Linked DNA regions of Mus musculus: region 2 is linked to region 1. Evidence: chromatin contacts called from ENCODE Hi-C or POLR2A ChIA-PET data. All regions are on one chromosome and are shown on one strand. Each heading gives the region's core, a stretch centred on a gene start or an enhancer-like site at or near the end of the contact. The rest is flanking DNA. Distances are from core to core; before and after follow the strand shown.

Region 1 (5,339 bases), core at 719-3,218:
TGGACCAACTTCCATGATTCTCGCACTGCCTTCCATGAGCCCACGGCACATGGTCCTCCCAGATCTGAATGAATCAGCTTCATGCTGCTGCACTACACCTGAGCTGGGGGCAGAGAGAGATGCCACTGAGTGGTCAGCGTTCACAGCTGTCACGCGCCCTGCCACCAGCTAGGAATGTGTGGGTGCTCTCAATATAAAAGCCATCATCTTCCAATGTCTTTGTAAGCTTTACATTTTCTAGGTAGAAACACTGAGAAGTTACATACATAGCGTTCTACATGCACAGATATACACACATATACGTAGACTGTACAGCCCGAGATGCTGATCTGCTTGCCAAAATACTGAGAACTTGGCAAACAGAACAGGTGACGTGGGTACACAGGTGACATAGGTACACAGGTGACATGGGTTCACAGGTAAAGTAGCTTGCCGTCAAGTCTGACGGTCCGAGTTCGATCCCTGGGCTCCACATGGTAGAAAAAAGAAAATGATTCCAGCAAGTTGCACTCTGACCTCCACGTATGCATCACGGCACGCATGTCCCCACACACTCTTTCTCTACGTCCCTGCGCACACACACACACACACACACACTCTCCCACCTTATGTGTGACAGAGAGAGAGAGAAGGAGGGAGGGAGACGGAGGGAGACAGAGGGGAGGTATCTTTAAAAACATAACAATAAACTCAGCAGTGCTGTGAAGAGGGAGGACAGCACTCATTTGCTTGGGAACGCAACCTTGAAAGAATTCCCTCTTTAGAGCATAGTGATCATCAAAGCTTGGGGTCTGATGGGGAGGTAGAGTTGAGGGGTGGGTGGTTGTGGCCAAAGGCTGGGCAAGAAAGTGACACCAACGGCCCACCATATGAGCTTCCAAGCCCTACGTGCCAGCATAAATCCCAGCCCTGATCTATGGCCCAGATGCCAAGCAAGGGAGGCTCTGCAGTGGGGCAGAAGGCAATCCTTGAGGCCTCTGTGAAACCGATTTCACTAACTTTGAAAAGTCACTGGACCTCTACACCTGTTTTCTTACCTGTTGATCTAGCACGTTAGCGGCCCTCAATTGCTCAATTACAACCATCAGAGCCATCTCATGCTGCTCCATGAGCACTCCCTGCCCCACTCACAACCCCCCATGATGCCCGTGGCTTATGAACCGAATCTATACATTCACCTCCAGTTTTCTGGCCAGCTGGAAAGGTTTTCTCCCATCCCCCCACCCCCAACAACACTGGTGGCTCCCGCGGCTCATGCCTCACTCTTGGCAGAACGCCTCGATAGGCATACACCAGTAACCACTCTGCCCCACGTGGAGACTTCTTAGTACCCCTAATCATTAGCCATTAAAAAAATTAAAAGTTTCACCCCCTTATGCCTAGAAATTATCCCTGACTCAGGGCAATACGCTCTCAACTCCGAGGGCGACTTGGTCACAAAGCTTTCTCCCATTCGGGCCTGTGATCCAGAGCTTCAGCCTGGGGGATCGCCCTGCCTTTCACAATTTTCAAGTAACAGTCCCTGGATGCCCTAACACGATCCTGGGTTCCCCCAAGAACCTCCACCCAGCCTCCCCCTTACTGCGACTGGGACCCTCCCCTAAACACCGCGCCACAACTGGAGACCCCGCGAGGGTCCCTGCAGGCCAGGGCTCACCACCCAGCTCCGGGGCGGGAAAGGAGCTTCCGGCTCTCCGACCGCCCTGACCTTGTAGCTTCTCGGGCTCCACCGCCCGACACGGAACCGACACTCACCTGCGTCCCCTTGCCAGCCCCGGGCGGCCCCAGCAACACGGCCCGGATGCCCTTCGGAATCTCCGGTTCGGAAGCCAACACGTTGGGAGCCATGTCTTCCAAAGCTTCACTCCAACAGCCAGCCGCACACCTCACAGGTCTAGCGCTTCCAGGCCAGCGTACATCCTACTCCGGGCTCACACTGGTCGCTCGCCGCATCCGTCAACCCTCTCTACCCGCCCCCGAACTTGACGGGCACTTTCATTTACCAATCGTACGACGAGACTAAGAAAATTCTGTTTCCGATTGGGCAGAATTGGGAACGAGGAAGAGGCGGGCCAGCCTGGGAAGAGCTGGGGCAACAGAGCGCGTGCGGCTCTCGGCTGGTGTATGGAGTGGGCGGGAAAAACGAGAAGGAAGCCTGGAGCGGGTGAAGTTCTAGTTTGGCCTTTGACAGTTAATAACTCCAGAGTCTCTGTTTGAGCCCCGTAAAATTGCCTGTGAGAGTGTAAGTGGGTAAAATCACTCCCAGGAAACAAATTGGCAATAACGTAACCTTTGGACCAGTAATTCCACTTCCAAGAATTCAAAGGCAGAAACAAGGAATATGTAATGAGTTCCTGACAAAGATGTTGATGTCTAATAATAAGATTGGTTAAGTAAATTCCAACAAGTTTGTAATCTGACACCCTCTCCCTCCAGAACACCCCCATTGAACAGCACCATAACTTTGGCTATTTGGGAAGATCACATTTAAAGCTTGTCAAGGCCACGACGGTGAATTCAAGGCCAGCCTGGGCAGTTTAATGAGACCTTGTCCCAAAATGAAAATGAAGATAGCTGGGGCTGGCTATAGTACAGAGACAGAAGTTTTGGGCTCAATCCCCAGGACTGTAAAAATAAAACACATATGCATATATGAACACAGACAACCTTCCTGACTTTTAAGTCAGCAGAAAGACAGTTTTTATCCAGAGAGATGAGCCTGTCTTGAACAAGGCAATGATGTCGCCAGCTTTTAGGTGTGTCAAAGTTTCATCCTGTCCCAAAGGAGCCTTTCTCAACTGTAAGTGCAAGTGTGATTAGGAAACCATTCTTGCCCCACAGGCACAGTGCAACCATTTTCTACACCCTAGTGGTAAATGATGTTAACCAGCTAGCCAGATGGCTCAGCTAGTATAGACACTTGCCACCAAACTCTGAGGACCTGCGTTTGATTAACAAGACCCCACCCCCAATGAAAGAAAGAAGAGAACCAACTCCCACAGGTTGTCCACCGAGCTCCACATGTGTGCTGTGGTACACATATCTGCGCGTACATATATGTTCACACACAGAAAATAAGAAATAAATTCAAATGAAAAAAGAGAAACTAACATTCATACTTCTTGCTCATCCTGGATTTTCATGGGAGCCAGCTTGATCTGGTTGGGTTCTCTTAGTGGCCTTGAAGGAAGCAGGGGTTTATTGTGTCCTTTTTAAGACCGGAAGCGGAAGTAAGAGCTGATCACTATATAATTACATGGTCACAGGATTACAAGTAACACTGTGAACTAAGGGGCAGGGCAAAGTTCAGTCACTGGTGTCTAGCACTCAAGTGTGAGGGCCTGCGTTCTGGTGCCCGGCACTCAGGTAACGTCAGCAACTGTTTACAACCCCAGCCCTGAGGAGGTAGAGATCGGCAGACTCTTGGAGCTCACTGAGCAGAAAGCCTAGCCTAATGAGTGAGCTTCAGATACAATGGAAGGCCTGTAGAGAGAATCGATGTGTACTGTGTGGAAGCATCACCTGCCAATCAAAAGCAGATGGCCCTTTAACAAAAGGCAGGAAGTAGAAGATGGGAGTTCCGGGAAAGAGATGGGAACTCTGGGTGATAGTCAGAGGTGGAAGATGCTTGGCCCAGACTCTGGGCTCATGAGACTGAGAAGAAAGTAGCCATGTGGCTGAACTCAGAAGCGTTTAAATGGGTTGGGTAAGTGACAGGCTAGTCAGGGGACAAGCTAAAGCTATGGCCTAGGCAATTATTCATAAACAAAGAAGCCTCCGAGTAGTTATTCAGGAACTGGGGTACAGGTGGGAAAGCCCACGGCTACAGAAACCTTGTCTTGTCTCAAAAGAGAAGGTAGAGGGGCAGGAGAGATGATTCAGGGGTTAAGAGCACTGGGTGTTGGTTTGGCTCTCGACATCCACATGGGAAGTCACAACCCTTTGTAACTCCAGTTCCGGAGATCTGATGCAGTTCTTTCCTACCCTCAAAGGCACCAGGCACACGTGCAGTGCACATACACATGTACATGCAGACAAAACACTCACACATATAAGGTAAAATAAATAAATCTAGAAACAAAAGGTAGAGAGAAATAAGCAGAAGACACCAGAAGTCAACCTCTGGTCTTTCTACCAATGTGCATACACATACACACCTGCACTCACATGTGCACACACATCCATGGTCAGGGACAAGAGAGACCAGAAACCAGGTACAGTAATGCAGGCCTATGATTCTAGCATTTGGGAAGCTGAGGAGGAAATTCAAGGCCATTTTGGGCCATGTAGCAAATTCAAAGCCAGCCTGGTCTATATGAGACCCTATCTCAAAGACGGCAAAACAAGCAAGCAACACAAAACAGTGGGGGGGGGGGGTCATGAGCTAATACCCCAGAAAGCACAGGGTTCAGAGGAGCGAGCACATTTTGTCTGGGAGAACCTTCTGGGTGGGCAAATCCCATGTTATCATCCCCTCCCACTGGTGACGACGAACCCCTGTTCTCATTCTGACCAGTCATGGGCTCCCTTAACCCCGGAATGGAAAGTAACTAAGGTTACATATAAGTATTACAAAATGTAAGACTTGTTTATTTTTTTTAAAGATTTATTTATCTATTTTATGTACATGACTGCTCTATTGCACGTCTGCCTGCAAGCCAGAAGAAGACAACTGATCTCATTACAGATGGTTGTGAGTCACCATGTGGTGGCTGGGATTTGAACTCAGGACCTCCGGAAGAGCAGTCAGTGCTCTTAATTGCTGAGCCATCTCTCCAATCCCTATTCATTTATTTTTGACTTTTTTTTGGGGGTGAGGGGGGATAGTCTCAAGTATCCCAGGCTGGCCTTTAACTGGCTATAAGCTGAGAGTGACCTTGAACTCCTGATCCTCCTGTCTTAAACTGCCAGGTCTGTTTTCATGCACTGCTGGGGACCGAACCTAGGGTTTCAGGGATGTTACACAAACATTCTATCAATTGAATGACATCCCCAGCTCTATTATAAAATATTCTAGGCTTTGAGGCTAGTAAGGACCATAAGAAAAATCTCAAGAGAAGCCTCATATTCGTGTAGTTATCCAACAATTAAATTTTAGTGATAACTGCTGTTACTGGGTGCTGCGGGCCAACCAGTAGGCTAAACAATTTGCATGTCTTCTCTCATTCAGTTCTCAAGGCCGCCTGTGCCAACAGTACCTACATTATTACTAGCATTTTTTTAAGGTGGAAAAAACCAGAGAGGCTGGGTACTGTACTTTGCCCGAGGTCACATGACTAGCCTGTGGCTGGGCATACAGTCGAGCTAACGTCTGTCTGTTTGGTGCCAGGTAACAGACG
Region 2 (5,129 bases), core at 1,549-4,048, 39 kb before region 1:
GATCTCCACACTCCGAGGTCTCTTTTCCTCTCACACAGGCCTCTCAGCTGAGCAGACCTGAGGCAACTTTCCTGCATACTGAGCTTCAAATGAAGCCTTGGCTCGGCTGAGGTGTAGGGAGGTGCTGCTTGCTGGGGGAGGAGCTGCTCGCTGAGGAGCAAGAAGCATTTCTGTTTGCCGGGTGGTTTTGGCAACACTTCACCCTGCTGACTCAATCTGGTCTGAGGTCAACCAAAACCCCGGGGCCTTTTTCTCAGGAACTGCAGATGCTTCGGGGGACTGGATCACCCTGTCCTACTTTGACTCGTAGGGCTTATTTCTTAAAAATAACACCACTTTCGAATTATAAGACTGAGCTGGCCTGCTAAGTGTGGTGCCGACTACCTAGAATTCAGGAAACTGGGGGCAGGAGGGTCTCAGGTCTGAGGTCAGCCTGGGCCTTGTCTCAAAAACAAAAACAAAACCATCACCAACAAAACAAAACAATGCCCCCCCACCCCACGCCACAAAAGAACAAAAACCAAAAACCATGCTTGATATAGTAAGTTAGGAAAACACTAAAGAAAAGTAAAACTAACTAGTAATGGACATTATACTTTTTTTTTCCTGACTTAAAAGCAAAAAACTCCTCAAACAAAGGAACAAACAAACAAAACCTCCCTACACTTAAAAATTTTCAATTTTCTTGTGGAAGAAAAACCGGAGAAAATGAAACCAATGTAATAGCCGGGCGTGGTGGCACACACCTTTAATCCCAGCACTAGGGAGGCAGAGGCAGGCAGATTTCTGAGTTCAAGGCCAGCCTGGTCTACAAAGTGAGTTTCAGGACAGCTAGAGCTACACAGAGAAACCCTGTCTTAAAAAAAAAAAAAACAAACAAACAAACAAACAAACAAACAAAAAAACAAAAACAACAAAAATAAAACCAATGTAATAAAAGGATAAGTTCAAATTCTAATGCCTCCGGATATAATCCACATAAAGGGTTTAACAGTGGAAACTTATCCCTCCCCTTGTCTGTAGACTTGGATTTAGGTCTGGCTTCTGTACTTCCTGGTTATGTCACAATCCGTTTAGTGTCTTGGAGCCTCAGTTTGGTCACCTGTATAATGGGGGTGACAATCACTGTTTCCCAGGACTGTGGCAAAGATGGAAATAATGGAAACTAATCTTGCAGTCAGGGTCTGCAAAAAGCTCAGAGTGGGGGCAAGAACTTGCCCTGGCTGACTGCTACTCGCTCTAATCTGGTCAGAGGTAACCTACCTGGCCTTGTTCTGCATCTCGCTACCCTGTTCCTTCTCCTCCCTCTGTCTTGCAGCATGTGTCTGGTGTCTGCATGTTGAGTAGTGACCGTCACTAACCATTTTATGCCCTGCTACTGGAAGCTCTTCCAGGGTAAGGGCCACATACCATCTTGTTCATTTCTCTGCTCCCGGTATCTAACAAGGTGCGCGTGACCTACTATGGCTGCTGAGAAGTGTGGAGCGAGCGAGCAAGGAAGCAAGCATTGGATAATGGGTTGTAGAAGAAAGGAATGAACATTTGGGAGACTGACTGTGACTGAAGGGCTGGCAGGCTGGGTGAGGAGGACCTGCGGATGATGTCATTCGATAGAACCACCCCCCACCCCGGCCCCTCCTACTACAGAGAGGGCCCTACCTCCTTTAACAGGCTTTGTCATAGCAGACAAGGCTCTCTGACATCTTGGGACAGGTAGGCCTAGCTCTCTGGTTACAGTACCTAGAGACGAGGCCTCCGGAAGCCCGGGAAGGAGGGAGTACAGGGGGCGTGGTGGAGCAGGGCGGGGCTGGAGGAGTGGAAACAGCCAGAGTGAGGGATGCCTCCACCCCAAGCCTGACACACTGACTGAATCAGTTGAAGTCTGACTTTGGAATGCAGTTCTCCGTCTGCAGCCCCACCTGTGGAGCGATCACTGGCCAGACTCCAGTCCAAGGCTGACTAAAAATAGTGTTGACTGGAGGCAGCAGTCTGGCTGGGTCCAAGCCCGACAGTGCTTTCGGCGAGCTCTAACCCAGACCTTCGCTTGCTTGCTGTGTGGTCTTATCTGTTTCTGGACCTGGAAATGGGGTGGAGGGGCTGTCTCTTCCTCTTTTTGATTGCTTAGGCAGCATCTTCACTTTCTCCCAGGCAACCTCCAAAAAGTCCCCAAAGCAAAAGCAAAACAAACAACTTGACGCTCTGGACTATTTTAAGTTCACTGAGCAGGTCTCTGAGAGGAACAGAGAACTCGTTGAGAAAAACTGGGGTTACCCTGAATTCGGCTCCAGCTTCAGCTTCCTTACCTATAAAATGACCAGGGATGACAGCTGCTCCCATCCCTGGGGACTAAGGCCTCTGTTTAGGAGGTGCACTGCAGGATGAGAACAGTGTGTCCTCCCCCTAGAAAAGGCTAAATGGCTTCAGAGCCAGCTCTTTCTTCCACCCTCCATACCACAACTTGAAGTCAGATGGGACCTTCTGTGACATTCCTGAGCCTGGTTTGGCCACAGCTAACAAACCAGATCGTGGGGGGGATTCTCTTCGCTGAGGGCCTGGCTGGTGTCAGGGCCTGCGGGAAGGGAGTTTTTAGAGGAGGAAGTGGTTGTGGTCAGACAGAATGATGGAGCAACTTGCTAGGATCTGAGTGGAAACCCCCAACTCCTACCGTGTTCTCATAGTGGGATGTGGGGGCAGACACTGTAGCTGCTCCACCCCCACCTCCATGAGAAAGTACCTGGTGTTCAGTCCAGGTTTCACTTGGGGCCATGTTAGAACAACAACGTAGCTGACCTGGTGAGGCCTCATACCAGCTGCTTGCCATCTTTGGCCAGGGAACCTGCCCCTCCCAAGGTAGTTTTGCATTCAGAGATGGGTGCTATCAGGCAGACCACTCTGCTTTGCTGTTCTGAGGTAAGATGCAGGGAGATGGCTCTTGCTGTAAGCTCCTGGTTTGCTGGGTGTCATGGGAGGTCCTTTCCCTTTCTGGGGGAGTGACAGATGCTCTGGAGTGGTAATAATATTGAGCCCAAGATGCTGTGGCTAAGGCAAGCTATTTTGTAAACCCTGGGCTGTTGGACGGTTCTGTCTAGAGAGGAAGCATTACCGAGGACGGTTGGAGGACTCAGTGGCTGCTCACTGAGGCTTAGAGAGCCTTCTGCACGTACTTCCTCATCAGCTAAGTAGGGCCATTCCCCATCGGTCCCCTTTCCTTTCTCTGTAAAAGAGAAGAGGTATGAGCTCTTCAAGGATCTCAGGCCTCTGACCTGCTCTTGAGCTGTGGCCATGGCGGGTCCCCTTCACCTCTCTGCTTTTAGTTTCTCTGTTTGTCCAATAGGTGTCTCACCCTTTCCCACTTATGGGGTCACTAAGTTTAAATGAGTGATGAGCATAAAGATTTTATTGAACAGAAAAGTGGACGCTAGCCAGATGTGAGGACCCAGGCCTGAACTCCCAGCACTTGGGAGGTTACAGTAGGAAGATGGCAATGTAGAATCTAACCTGGACTACAAGCATAAACTCTGTTTAAAAAAAAAGTGGGAGGAGAAATAGACACGAATGTATGGATGGGTTAGCCTCATGTCTCTGTACACACTGAGAAATTAGAGATGTACAACCCCAACATGTTACTGGAAGAAACCTTTAGAATAATCCCCATATGGCCTATGGCATTTCCATTGTCCCCAAGGACAAACCAGCCCCAGCTTTCACCCAGAATTCTTTGCCACTGGCATTCAGTTCTTCCTCAAGCTCTCCTGCTCTCGTCTCCAGACTTTCATTCATGAGTTCAGGTTCCCAGTGCCCTTATCTTCCGGTCTGACACACTCCTCTTCTGGGGTTCTCTAAATCAGAGGTTGCGTCCGTGTACCCAAGAGCCAGAGTCAGCAACTCTGAGTAGAGCGTCCTCAGCAACATCTCGCACATGTACACAAGCCCCCTAGTCCTGAAGACTGTTCTCTGAAAGTCACCCTTTGTGGCCCTCACGTGTACCCCCAACTGTGAGAAACACCTTGGGATACTTTGTATGGTCAGCCTTGTGCTGACACTGGAGACACACAAGTGGACATCTTTGTCCTTAGGGGTTTCAGACTGGTGGGGAAGGGACAAAGTAACCACAGATCTAAACATGAGTACTGTTTTTGTTTTGTTTTTGTTTGTTTTTTTGTCCTTCCTTCTTTCTTTTCCTTCTTTCTTTTCCTTCCTTCCTTCCTTCCTTCCTTCCTTCCTTCCTTCCTTCCTTCCTTCCTTCCTCCCTTCCTCCCTCCCTCCCTCCCTCCCTCTCTCCCTCTCTCCCTCCCTCCCTCCCCCTCTCTCTTTCTTTCTTTTTTCTTTCTTTCTCCCTTTCAGAGATAGGGTTTCTCTGGGGAGCCCTGGCTATCCTAGAACTCACTCTGTCTGTAGACCAGGCTGGCCTTGAACTCACAGAGATCTGCCTTTCTGGGTCTCCCAAGTGCTAGGATTAAAGGTGTGTACCACCACCCAGATTCCCTTAAAGACTCTTGTATGATGTTTTGAATGAAGAGTTTGTGGTTTTGGTCACCTGAGGTTGAAAAAAAAAGTCATGATTAACAGGAGACCAGCTCTGCTGAAGTGAAACCTTTGCTTCGCTGGGGTCACTGATGCTGGGTAGCCGGGGTCACTGATGCTAGGTAGCCGGGGTCACTGATGCTGGGTAGCTGGGGTCACTGATGCTGGGTAGCCGGGGCCACTGATGCTGGGAAGCTGGGGTCACTGATGCTGGGTAGCTGGGGCCACTGATGCTGGGAAGCTGGGGTCACTGATGCTGGGAAGCTGGGGTCACTGATGCTGGGTAGCCGGGGTCACTGATGCTGGGTAGCCGGGGTCACTGATGCTGGGTAGCCGGGGTCACTGATGCTGGGTAGCTGGGGTCACTGATGCTGGGTAGCTGAGGTCACTGATGCTGGGAAGCTGGGGTCACTGATGCTGGGTAGCCGGGGTCACTGATGCTGGGTAGCCGGGGTCACTGATGCTGGGAAGCTGGGGTCACTGATGCTGGGTAGCTGGGGTCACTGATGCTGGGTAGCCGGGGTCACTGATGCTGGGTAGCCGGGGGTCACTGATGCTGGGTAGCTGAGGTCACTGATGCTGGGAAGCTGGGGTCACTGATGCTG

The links. A loop is a pair of places that touch in the nucleus more often than their neighbours do. ChIA-PET counts read pairs that join two places held with the same protein, here RNA polymerase II (POLR2A).
Region 2: POLR2A ChIA-PET joins it to region 1 with 17 read pairs in embryonic stem cell. The contact joins the enhancer-like site here to the promoter of Ak2 in region 1. A Hi-C loop is called at or near these places in 1 of 37 maps with a recorded cell type or tissue (gastrocnemius). POLR2A ChIA-PET finds 5 or more read pairs at or near these places in 3 of 5 experiments (Patski and embryonic stem cell).

What each region holds. Positions count from the first base shown.
Region 1 is chr4:128,989,853-128,995,191 of GRCm38, reverse strand. It overlaps Ak2 (adenylate kinase 2), which reads right to left and starts at 1,968. Exons shown (of 7, transcript NM_016895.4): 1 at 1,756-1,968. The coding sequence starts at 1,848.
Region 2 is chr4:129,030,345-129,035,473 of GRCm38, reverse strand. No RefSeq gene overlaps it. Among named protein-coding and RNA genes, the nearest start is that of Rnf19b, 25 kb to the left of the region's middle. Within about 2 kb of position 2,798, at least 1 of the 3 ENCODE cell types and tissues checked has a DNase peak (open chromatin) inside an H3K27ac peak, as active enhancers do.